4 separate regions of the Homo sapiens genome follow, and regions 2, 3 and 4 are each linked to region 1. The links are chromatin contacts, found by Hi-C or POLR2A ChIA-PET in ENCODE. All regions are on one chromosome and are shown on one strand. The core of a region is the stretch at or near the end of the contact, and the rest is flanking DNA. Distances in the headings are between cores, read along the strand shown.

The links. A loop is a pair of places that touch in the nucleus more often than their neighbours do. ChIA-PET counts read pairs that join two places held with the same protein, here RNA polymerase II (POLR2A). Pooled maps may share reads with other maps.
Region 2: a map of ascending aorta shows a loop between it and region 1 (5-fold over the local background). The contact joins the promoter of EFR3B here to the promoter of ADGRF3 in region 1. A Hi-C loop is called at or near these places in 1 of 168 maps with a recorded cell type or tissue (ascending aorta), 1 of 37 single-sample maps with no recorded cell type and 7 of 50 pooled maps. POLR2A ChIA-PET finds 5 or more read pairs at or near these places in 1 of 52 experiments (Caco-2).
Region 3: a pooled map shows a loop between it and region 1 (3-fold over the local background). The contact joins the enhancer-like site here to the promoter of ADGRF3 in region 1. A Hi-C loop is called at or near these places in 1 of 168 maps with a recorded cell type or tissue (CD4-positive, alpha-beta memory T cell) and 5 of 50 pooled maps. POLR2A ChIA-PET finds 5 or more read pairs at or near these places in 1 of 52 experiments (activated CD4-positive, alpha-beta T cell).
Region 4: a map with no recorded cell type shows a loop between it and region 1 (11-fold over the local background). The contact joins the promoter of SNX17 here to the promoter of ADGRF3 in region 1. A Hi-C loop is called at or near these places in 1 of 37 single-sample maps with no recorded cell type and 8 of 50 pooled maps. POLR2A ChIA-PET finds 5 or more read pairs at or near these places in 2 of 52 experiments (A673 and T-cell).

Annotation. Positions count from the first base shown.
Region 1 is chr2:26,345,413-26,348,084 of GRCh38, reverse strand. ADGRF3 (adhesion G protein-coupled receptor F3) reads left to right here and starts at 1,296. Exons shown (of 14, transcript NM_001321971.2): 1 at 1,296-1,964. The coding sequence starts at 1,851. It overlaps SELENOI (selenoprotein I), which reads right to left and starts at 1,942. Exons shown (of 10, transcript NM_033505.4): 1 at 1,796-1,942. The coding sequence starts at 1,852. RefSeq lists enhancers at 1,038-1,137, 1,250-2,017, 2,338-2,477 and silencers at 1,678-1,727, 1,788-1,847, 1,898-2,127.
Region 2 is chr2:25,040,703-25,043,374 of GRCh38, reverse strand. EFR3B (EFR3 homolog B) reads right to left here and starts at 1,299. Exons shown (of 23, transcript NM_014971.2): 1 at 1,056-1,299. The coding sequence starts at 1,062. RefSeq lists silencers at 1-35, 366-495, 606-685, 816-1,435 and enhancers at 393-1,341, 1,342-2,291.
Region 3 is chr2:25,272,074-25,274,745 of GRCh38, reverse strand. All of the region lies in intron 6 of DNMT3A (DNA methyltransferase 3 alpha), which reads left to right. Among named protein-coding and RNA genes, the nearest start is that of MIR1301, 55 kb to the left of the region's middle. RefSeq lists an enhancer at 1,196-1,696. Within about 2 kb of position 1,250, at least 19 of the 41 ENCODE cell types and tissues checked have a DNase peak (open chromatin) inside an H3K27ac peak, as active enhancers do.
Region 4 is chr2:27,369,366-27,372,037 of GRCh38, reverse strand. It overlaps SNX17 (sorting nexin 17), which reads right to left and starts at 1,422. Exons shown (of 15, transcript NM_014748.4): 1 at 1,232-1,422; 2 at 695-769. The coding sequence starts at 1,294. EIF2B4 (eukaryotic translation initiation factor 2B subunit delta) reads left to right here and starts at 1,700. Exons shown (of 13, transcript NM_001034116.2): 1 at 1,700-1,754; 2 at 2,119-2,162; 3 at 2,489-2,624. The coding sequence starts at 1,724. RefSeq lists enhancers at 1,040-1,129, 1,350-1,409, 531-1,492, 1,430-1,519, 1,740-2,019 and 1 more.

The DNA.
Region 1 (2,672 bases), core at 47-2,546:
ATTGAGTAATTGCAATAGAAGAATATTTAGGTTATAAATGTGTGCTTTTTTTTCCCCAAGGAAGCCTCATTATAACTAAAATGATATCAACAAACTATTTTAGTGAACATTGGACGCTTGCTAAATCGACCTTTGTTTTCCAGGATGATAGGAAGTCATCTGCTGTCAGATACAGGAACTTATATAATAAAAAAGGGGGAAAGATCAGAACAGAAAATTACACGAAACTTCTAGTAAATTAAGACACTTATTTAGTTGAAAATATAAATCTAGGGAAGATTCTTTATAAGAAAAAGGAGATTTCCTATTATAAACACTGCTCCCATTGAAATAGCTATTTTATTGGCACTTAGAAAGTCAGACCCTAGTAAGGAAGAAAATGTTTTATATGTCAATATTTACCCTGCAGAACAGACAACAAAAGGGGAGTAGAGCTTAAGGCAAAACAGGAGGTATCTGGGTTAACAGCCTTCTAAAATGAAAGTTGAAAAGCACTGGCCCGAGTTACCAAGAAGGCTCTGGACCCTCTTTCCACTTAAAATGTTAAGACAAGTCATCACCTCGGTTCAGAATGGTATGGCACAATACGGCTTGAAAGCAGAGAAACATGCTATGTGACCTTCTAAGGACCCTTGCTTTTTTTTTTTTTAACTCGAGTTAAACAAAATCCATTATGACTTTTTCAGTTATTCATTCATTCCACAAATGCTTACTGGGTGCCTAGTATGCACATAGCACTGTGCTTAAGCCATGATGGTCCACAAGAAAACTCTAATGAGTTGGGCATTATATTCTAATGGCGAGACACGCTAAAGCAGCAATTCCATAAACGAACAGAGCGCACATTTAAGGGGGAAAGGGGCACGTAGGGAGGGCTTCTTTGAGGAAGCAATATTTAAGCTAAGATGTGAAGATGAACGGGTAACAACAAGGATGAAGGGTTAAAGCCCATATTTCAGGCTTGGTCGACTGGATGGTTAGAGTCATTCATTGGTAAAGGAACTGCGGATGGGAACCAGATTTGGAGGAAAGTTAACCACCCGCATTTATTTACTGGGGTCCTAGTATGTTGCCAAGCGCTTCACAAATTCCTCTAATCATTTTGCACAGCAGAAGCTATTACTTTCAGTTTCATACACAAAAGAGAGGCTGAGCGGGGTTAAAATGACGTGCCCAAGACGAAATAAAGAAATCTGACTTTTGTAATCAGGTTTGTATGTGCTCGAAAGCCCGCGCTCTTTCCACTCCACAGCTCCTTCCTGTGCACCTCCCTTTCATCTGGTGGCCCTAGCGCCACAAGCTGCCGCTTAGGAAGTCCCTGCCGGGAGCAGAAGTGGAGACATCAGCAGGATGGCATCGGCAAGTCGCTCCCCTCCCGGGCCTCATCTGCCAAACGATCATCTCCTCCTCCGAAGTTGTATGCATGACAGGCGAGTGGAAACTTCACTAAAATGAAGGCGATTGACACAACAGAAGGAACTCCATCCTTTCGGGGGCTTACGAAAATAATAAGTTTAAAAAAAATAGGAAGGGAATTCCCTCGCTCCATGATCACTGAGCGCTCTCCTAAGGAAAAGGAAATCTCCCGGGGGGTGCCGACTACGGGCGGCGGGCTTAGGATGCTCCCACGCTCCCCGACCCCCAATCCCCAGGACCCGCAGGACCTCCGGAGGAACGCCCGCCAGCCCGCCCGGAGCCACGCGGCACAAGGTGACACGGACCGCGCCGCGCGGGCCCCTCAGCCGCCTGGGCGAGGCCGGGAGCAGGGAGAGGGGCATCCGCCGGCCCGCGGTACCTTGTACTTATCAAAGCCAGCCAGCTGCTCCGGGCTCACGTATTCGTAGCCAGCCATGACGACCCGAAAACTGAGCGCCCACTCGGCAGCGACTCCCGGCTACAAGGCTGTGACACACAAGCACCACACCGGCTGGGCAAGGATGGCAAAGACTGGGCTGCCCGAGAAGGTAGGAGAGCCGCGCTCCGCCCACCGCGCACGCGTAGCCGCCTCGGCCCCTTCGGCCGCCTCTCAGTGCGCAAGCGCAGCCCACGCTTCTCCCCGCCCATCGAGGGGGGGTTGCTAGCCCGCTCGAGCGGCCCGTCCCCCGACACTGCTGTTGTCCAATCGGCGTGGATCAGGCAACACTAAGTCCCGCCTTCCAGCTCTCTTCGTCGCTTCATTTGCTAGCGTCAAAATTGGTGAGCTGAGGTAAGGCAAGAGAGGGGGTGAAAGGTCAATTTCCCAGCGGGCTTTGCTCCCGGTCCCGGGGGAAGGTGGGATTTCTGTGGTATCCGCACTTGCGTGGTGATCTGGGGTATACCGTTTTAGTCTTGGGGGTAGAGTGACTGCTTGCGAACCAGTTCAGCAGTGCCTCAGGTAAGAGGACTTAGTTCTCCCGCTGCAGCGAAGTAAAAGAGGAAGGAGGTCTGTACCGCGAGCCGCTCCCAGCTCCTGGTGCGGTGCGCTGCGTGCCGTAGAAATTTAGTAAACGTGGTTAGATGTAGAGAAGGCCGAGCTGCTGCCGGGGCCACGGGAGTCTTTGTGCGGTCAGCAGAGGGACTTGAAAGACAGGTGAAAGGACATTGGAGACAAGCCCCTCAGGTCTATGTTGCTTAGGAACCTTGGACCGCCTCATCGCACTCCGCTCTATCAAACCGTTCCAAATTAAGATTGC
Region 2 (2,672 bases), core at 50-2,549, 1.3 Mb after region 1:
AGCAGCCTCAGTGATGGGTTAAATTGGGAACGCACTCTTCTCCAAACACTGACCCCTCAAGTGCAGCCTGAGCCCCTACCTTGCAGTGGGGGTGGGAGGTGAGCACAGCTCCAATTATTTTGCTGGCACTAGAAGAGCTGCCAGAGACCTGGGTTTTCATGGACTTATGTCTACCGGGATCACACACACACGCACAGCCCTTGGTGGGCTGCAGGCTCAGGAATGCAGTCCATTCCTAGACTGGTCTAGGTCTCCAGTGCTCCATTCATCAGAGCTGCAATGTGGGACCCAACGCGCTCTCTCTTCTTCACCCACACTGCCTGCAAAACCAGAGGGAGTCCTAGCAAATGATCAAGCAGAGCCGTGCATCGTGAGGGTCTGGCTAACTGTTGCACGGCAGTTGAGGGGATGGCGGTGGAGGCGGGGAGAGGTCAGGGCTGTGCTGCACCCTCTCAGCAGCGTCTCCTCCCTTCATCACTGCGGAGGGAAAATCTGGAAGTTGGTGAACCTGGATCCCGCGGGGCGGCAGGGGCAGGCAGAGGCCGAGTCCATTCAGGCGGGCGAGACGAGACTCGGCCACTGGCTGCTCCCCGGGCCTCTGCGCCGCCGGCGCCGCCTCCCGCCTTCTCCGAGCCGCGCAGACGACCGGCCGCGGGCGTCTCCCTCAGCCCTGGACCGGCTTCCCACAGAAAACTCCCAGGCACAAACCGCTTTTGTTAATTCCGCAAATGCTGCCACACGACCACCTCCTCCAGCACTCCCGGTCTGCTCGGCTCCGGGAGACCCGCTTTCCCCTGAGCCTCCGCCCCCCGAAGGACCACCGCCCAGCACCGGCACGCGCCGGGCCTGGAGAGGACCCCAGGGTCCCCGGCCCGAGGCATCTTTGTCCTCGCAGCGCAGACGCGCGCGCACAGAGCGACCGCAACAGCCCCGCCGGGCACCAGGTCAGCGGCCTGGCCCCGCGCCAGGGCCGTGCAGGGGGACAATGGTCCGCGCCGGGGAAGTTTGCGGAGTCGCCCCCGCGGGCCCGGGCCCGGGCGCGGAGCCCTCCTTACCGTACATCTCGGCGGGGCGCGCGCCTCTCGAGAGGCCGGCGTCGCTGCGGCGTTCCCAGCCAGCCCTCGGCGGCGCCCGCCTTTCATTCACAGTCGGGGCGGGGACTGGCGGCGGCCGACAGGGGCCCGGGCGGGGAGGGAGCAGACGCGGGGGCCGGCCGCGGGCAGGACGGAGCCGGGCGCCGCCAGCCCATTCAGCGCCGGGCTGCAGCGGCCGCCTCCGCTCGGGTTGCTGGGCACTGCTGCGCGCAGGGGGCGGGGGCTATGCTAATACTAATGCTCCTCCCTCCCGGCTCGGCCAACCCGAGGCCTCTGCGAGCCCCTCGCCCCGCCCCGCCCCTGCGCCCCGCCCCCGAGAAACCCACAGCCGGAGATGCGCCTTTTCCGAGGCTGTCGCCCTAAGGGCCGCAGCGTGCACCTGCGGAGCTACCCACCCCAACTCCCTGCTCCTGTCGGAGCGCTCGGAAGCTCTCCCTAACCTGGGGTCCTCGAGGTCAGCCGGGGCGCTGAGAGCTGCAGGTGCACCCCTCCTCCAGTTCTGTCCAGGCTGCGTGGGCTAAGCCGGGGGGCGCAAGGATGGGAATTGGGGAATGACTTCCACCCTCTCCTGGCTAGGTACCTTAGCTGAGCGCCGTTCTCTGATGAAGCCCTCCAGCCCTCAGCTGCGCCCTACCAGCTACTCTCTGGCTAGGTGCCCAGCCACTCTCTGGCTAGGTGCTTGCTACCACCAAACAGCGTCCTTCCCGGGTCAGGGACGCAGGAAACGCACCCCACTCCCAACCCCCAAGGGCTGCAGGAAGTCCGCTTGCTTTTCCTCTCCCTGATTTATATGTGTAATTCGCAAGCTTTGCCGCCAGGATCCTCTCCAGCTGAGCCCCAGCGCCGACTTGAATTCCAGCTCTGCACCTGCCGTGACCCTATGAGGAACAGGCACAGAGAGGCAGCGGCTCATGCCTACGCCCACACCTGAAGATCTCTCCTAAGCTAGCTCAGGACTTCCCTGGGCTTCTCATCCAGCCTTCTTTACATTGCACACGTTCCCGTCTTTTTTTTTTTTTTTTTTTTTTTTTTTTTTTTTTTTGACATGGAGTCTCACTCTCGCCCAGGGTGGAGTACAGTGGCACTATCTCGGCTCCCTGCAAACTCCGCCTCCTGGGTTCAAGCGATTCTTCCACCTCAGCCTCCAGAGTAGCTGGGACTACAGGTGCGTGCCACCACGCCCGGCTAATTTTTGTATTTTTTGGTAGAGAAGGGATTTCACCATGTTGGCCAGGCTGGTCTGGAACTCCTGACCTCAAGTGATCCGCCCGCCTCGGCCTCCCAAAGTGCTGAGATTACAGGCCTGAGCCACTTCTCCTGCCCCTCCTGGCCTTTCAATATCGATTTCTTAGTTTCTCTTGGCCCATGGTTGAGAGTTGTTTGGGTTTTCTTTTGTTTTTTTCTACTGGTAGAAATATTCTACTAGTAGAAGTTAGAGAGGAAAGGAACTTAAAGATACTTAAGAACTGAACTTCATTTTACTTCATTTAACGTTGAGAGGTTAATTTATGTTGTTAGGCTGGGCTGTGTGTCTGTAGGCCAATGATCTACTCTCTCAACCCCAGCTTCCTGCAGGAC
Region 3 (2,672 bases), core at 1-2,500, 1.1 Mb after region 1:
GACCCTGGGCGTATACGGTTCCTGCTCTCATGGAGTTGACATTCTGATGGGGGAGACAGGCAGAACATAAAGAAACAAGGGGCTGAAATAGAAGATAGCAGAGGCCTGCTTTAGTTGGGGTGGTCAAGACAGGCTTCTTGGAGGAGGTGGCATTTCAGTTAAGGTCTGAAGGAACCGAAGAGCTGGCTCTGTGAGGAGTGGGGTCAGGGAGAGTGTTCTAGGCAGAGGAAACAGCACCAGCAAGGCCTTGACTTGTTTGGCAAACTGTATGCCAGGGTGAAATGGCAAAGGAGAAAGGGCCAGATGCAGCCAGAGAGGCAGGCGGGGCTCCACACATCAGTTGGAGACCTGCAGAGTCTGCCCAAAAGCTGGCTTACTTCTGACAATACTGGGCAGCCATAGAAGGTTTCTGTGCACAGGAAGGATGTGATGTGGATTTGAGAGGCAGCAGTGGAGACAGAGAAGAGCTTTGGGGTGTATTTTGGAGCTAGAATAGCTAGGGCTTGCTGATGGACCGGCAGGGAGGGGAACTGGTGGACTCAAGGAGGACTCACAGGGGTCTGGCCTGAACACCTGGTGATGGTTGTGCCATTTGCTCAGATGGGAAGACCCAGGGGAGGATGAGTTTGGGACAGGTGGGAATTGAGGGCTCCGTGTGAGATGCCAGGTGCCTGGAGTCTGGGCTGTAGGGAAGTACGGGCGACAGAGGTGGGATTTGAGAGCAGAACCCTGGCATTTAAATCCATGGGAACTTAAGGGCTCAGCAAGGGGAGAAGGAGGAGAGACGAAGTCTCAGAACATGTCCATGAAAACCCCGACATTTCTGGGCCACATGGAGAGGAGGAGTGGCAGGCAGTAGGGACTGAGGGAGAAAGCAGTACAGAGCGGTGTCTGGGGAAGCACGGGGTTTTCCCAGAGGGTGGCTGCCCAGCCCTAGGGAAAGCTGAATTCACTGAGACATGCCCATGGCGTTGGACAACCTGGAAAGGAGCTGGTGACTTTATAGAGAAGCTTCTGTGGGGGTCGGGGAGGTGGGAACAGCCCGTGGAGGGCTTCAGCCATGCAGAGAGGTGAGAAAATGGAGGCTGAAAGACTGAGGAGGGAAATCAACTCGCCACGCACAATTTTTGAGCTGTCTTGTATGTTTGATTAGTAGAGAACTGGGTACAAAGAGAAGTGGGTGGTGACCTAGCTGCACAGGAAAAGAGAGGAAACTGCCACCACGTGGGGCACTTCACGTGAACTCAGCTCTCATTTCGTCTTTACCCCAGGCCTCCAGGGGAAGGCGGCCCTGTTTGTCTGTTCGCCTTTGTGTGAGAGCTTTCTCTAGAGAAAGTGCAGAACAGAGGCCAGGCGCGGTGGCTTACACCTGTAATCTCAGCACTTTGGGAAGCTGAAAGGAGGTCAGGAGTTCGAGACCAGCCTGGCTAGCTTGGTGAACCCCTGTCTCTACCAAAAATACAAAAAATTAGCCAGGCGTGGTGGCTCATGCCTGTAATCCCAGCACTTTGGGAGGCTGAGGCGGGCGGATCACCTAAGGTCAGGAGTTCGAGACCAGTCTGCCCAACATGGCAAAACCCTGTTTCTACTAAAAAGACAAAAAATTAGCCGGGCATGGTGGCAGGCGCCTGTAATCCCAGCTACTCAGGAGACTGAGGCAGGAGAATCACTTGAACCCGGGAGGCGGAGGTTGCAGTGAGCTGAGATCACACCACTACACTCCAGCCTGGACAACAAGAGCAAAACTCTGTCTCAAAAAAAAAAAAAATACAAACAATTAGCCAGGTGTGGTGGTGCGTGCCTATAGTCCCAGCTACTCAAGAGGCTGAGGCAGGAGAATTGCTTGAACCCGACAGGTGGAGGTTGCGGTGAGGCGAGATTGAGCCACTGCACTCCAGCCTGGGCAACAGAGCAAAATTCCGTCTCAAAAAAAAAAAAAAAAGAGAAAGTGCAGAACAGGGTGGGGGTTCTGGCTGCTTGATTGTTTTCTTTTCCTCTGGGATCCAGGAAGGCAGAAATTACTTTCCCGGAAGAGCCCGGAGAAAGGGCAGCCTGTCTGAGGTCTGGGAGGAGAGGCACTTACCCCTGTGCGTGGAATGTTGTGTTTGGGGTGGAAATTCAGGAATGGGGCTCTTCTCTCCAAGTCAGTCGCTGCACTCCTGGGTTCCCCGCAACCCAGAAACAGGGGCTTTGCTTTTTAGCTCCTGGTTCTGTGAGCGAAGTGTTTCTGTTCTCATTTAGCCCTGGGGCAAGAAGCTTAGACTATGACTTTTAGGAACCGGAAGAACTTTCAGAAATTCCATGATTCTCAAACTCTGCTCCCTTGAAGAAGCAGTATGGAGGCCTGCCCTCAGTTACAGTGAAAAAAAGGGTTCTTTCCTCAACTCCCAGGAAAAATTAGATCATAGATACATTTTCTCAATTTTAGGTCTCTACTAAAATTTAAAAAGACTTTTTTGGGCTGGACGCAGTGGCTCACACCTGTAACCCCAGCACTTCGGGAGGCCGAGGCGGGTGGATCACCTTAGGTCAGGAGTTTGAGACCAGCCTGGCCAACATGTTGAAACCCCATCTGTACTACAAATACAAAAATTAGCTGGGCATAGTGGCGGGCACCTGTAATCCCAGCTACTTGGGAGGCTGAGGCAGGAGAATCACTGGAACCCAGGAGG
Region 4 (2,672 bases), core at 173-2,672, 1.0 Mb before region 1:
AGGCAGCCGCCTGTAATCCCAGCTACTCAGGAGGCTGAGGAAGGAGAATCGCTTGAACCCAGGAGGCAGAGGTTGCAGTGAGCCGAGATCGTGCCACTGCACTCCAGCCTGGGCAACAAGAGAGAAACTCCGTCCCAAAAAAAGATATCAGGTAACTTGTTCAGGGTTGCACAACTAATTATCAGTGGAGCTCTACTGAGTTAAATAGAGTTTAAGATCTGGTAAGGAAGGAGGAGAAACATTGCATCACAGATACATAACGATAATTGGCACAGCTAAACACACTGAAATGAGCCGAAGAACACAAAAGGAAATCGGTGAATCGTTTGTATAAGCAGGGAAAAGAATTTCAAGTTGCCGCTCAGATGACAGAAGGAATGTGCTTTGACAGCCTGGGTGGAGGTAGTGGGGGGAGGGGTTGGTTTGTCCATGCAGGGGTAAAGGCTACTAGAGCAGTAAGACTGGACAGAAAACCAGAATATAAGAACAGGAAGGAGCAGTTGTTGCGCGGACATTAAGCTTCTTAGGGAGTTCCCGGAAATGTCAGACAAGATAAACCAGGGCCCTACCCTGTGGCAGTGATTAAAGGGGAACTACAGCCTACGGGAACAAGAAGAGCGGGTAAAGGGAGACACTGATGTCCACGTGTAGGGAAGGGCTTGAAGCTGTCTCAAGGCAGGGGTGCTAGTCCCACCTGCTCGTGCAGCCCCAGGAGCTGGCTGTAGCGCACCCGACAGTGCAGGACTCCATTCACGTGAATGTTATAGGCCTGAGGACACAAAAGTAGTCAAGCATTTTAGGGTTGCGGTCTGCGCAACCCCCCTGAGAACCCTGGCCGGAAGTTGCCTGGCAACTCGCCGGAGTAACGCGCTAATCTCCCGAGGGATAGTTCGCTTGTTTTCGCCAGGGCCAAGTCCCAAAGCTGAAGAGCCAGTCCGGGGGAAATTCGGACGCTTGTGTTGCAGTCTCACTGCCCAAGAGGCCAGTGACGCCCACCAGGGCAGCTGCGGCCTAGCTCGGGGAAGCGACCCGGCCTAAGGGCCTACAGGAGCTCGGGCGACCACTGCACGAATCACACACATGAGATAAGCTCCCAGAGAGGCCGTCGGGAGTCGGCGGCCCAGGACCAGGCCCGAAGGGTGGCGGTCAGGCCTCAGAGGCCGCTCCGAGATGGCTCGGGCCCGTTATCCCCGCCCCTGCCCGGCCCGGCTCGGCTCCGGCCGCTCCTCACCACGTAGGCGGAGCCGCCGCTGTCCCCGCTGCGGGACTCGGTTTCGGGAATGGAAAAGTGCATGTTCCCTACGGCACGGCACGGCCGGGCTCCGGACTGTGAGGGCCGCAGCGGCTCTGCACGCTCCCCCTCCGCTGCTCAGCGAGTCCCCGCAGCCTCACTCGCCATTTTGGGAGCCCTGCGATCCGATGTGGGAAGGCGGTGGGACGTCGGTTCTGGGACGCAATCGCCTGGGCATGCTGGGAACTGTAGTCTAAAGGGCAAGAGCCACCTGTCCGGATAGGGAGCCCAAAGTGGAGTTGGCCCTCATTGCAACCCGTAGTGCGGGGCGGGGCCTCGGGGCCCGTCGGAAATTGTAGTCCGATTGGGGCTGCGCGCTTCGCTTCTGCGGCTCAGCCTCCAGCCCAGGTGGCGCTGTGGACCCTGCAGCCGCGGAGCGAGGCAGCGGGGCGGCTCCGTGACCACGGCGGGCGGAGCCTAGGACTGAGGGCGATGGCTGCTGTGGCCGTGGCTGTTCGCGAGGGTGAGTGAAGAGCCGGGCCTGCCTACTGGTACGCGGAGCCGACGAGCTCCGGACAGCTAGTGCCGGGCCTTGAGCGCCTTTGGGCCCCGCCGCTCCGTTCCAGCGCCACGCTGGGCTCCGGTCTACACAGTCTCGAGCGCAGTCCCGCGCCGCGCACCGGCTGGTTGCTGTGAGGAGGGTCGGTGACCCCTCCATTCCTTTGATCCGCCGCGCAGTGCGTCCCCACGCGGATCCCTGGCTCGCCTCGCGCCTGCCGGCGGATCCGTGGTCATGCCAACCCAGCAGCCGGCTGCGCCGAGTACTCGTGCCCCCAAACCCTCCCGGAGTCTCTCTGGCTCACTTTGTGCCCTGTTTTCTGATGCAGACTCGGGATCCGGGATGAAGGCGGAGCTTCCCCCTGGGCCTGGGGTAAGTGAGGCTTCCCTCCCAAGCCGCCTGCCAAGCGCTACGCAGGAGGCTGTGCCAGCTTTATTCCGCCCCAGCTCCCATCCCGTGTCGGTTTATTTCTCAGTAAAGCCAGGAGATTTTACAGAGGTCTTGCAACCCTAGGGATATATGATTCTGTCCCTGGAGGAGAAACGTCAGCCTCTGTGGATGTAAGCTTGCAACAGGTAGCTTGTGGAAGTTAGGAAGAACTAGGGATTTAACCATGTGGAAATCTTGTAAGCATCCAATAGTATTTGTTCCCCTTTGGAATTGTTGGGGAAGAGCAGTATCCTATGTCTGTGTCTCAGGCAGTGGGGAGGGAAATGACCAAAGAAGAAAAGCTGCAGCTTCGGAAGGAAAAGAAACAGCAGAAGAAGAAACGGAAGGAAGAAAAGGGGGCAGAACCAGAGACTGGCTCTGCTGTATCTGCAGCCCAATGTCAAGGTGAGTGAGGGGTCTCTTTTAAAGGGCTGGGGTGTGGAGCTGGTAGAG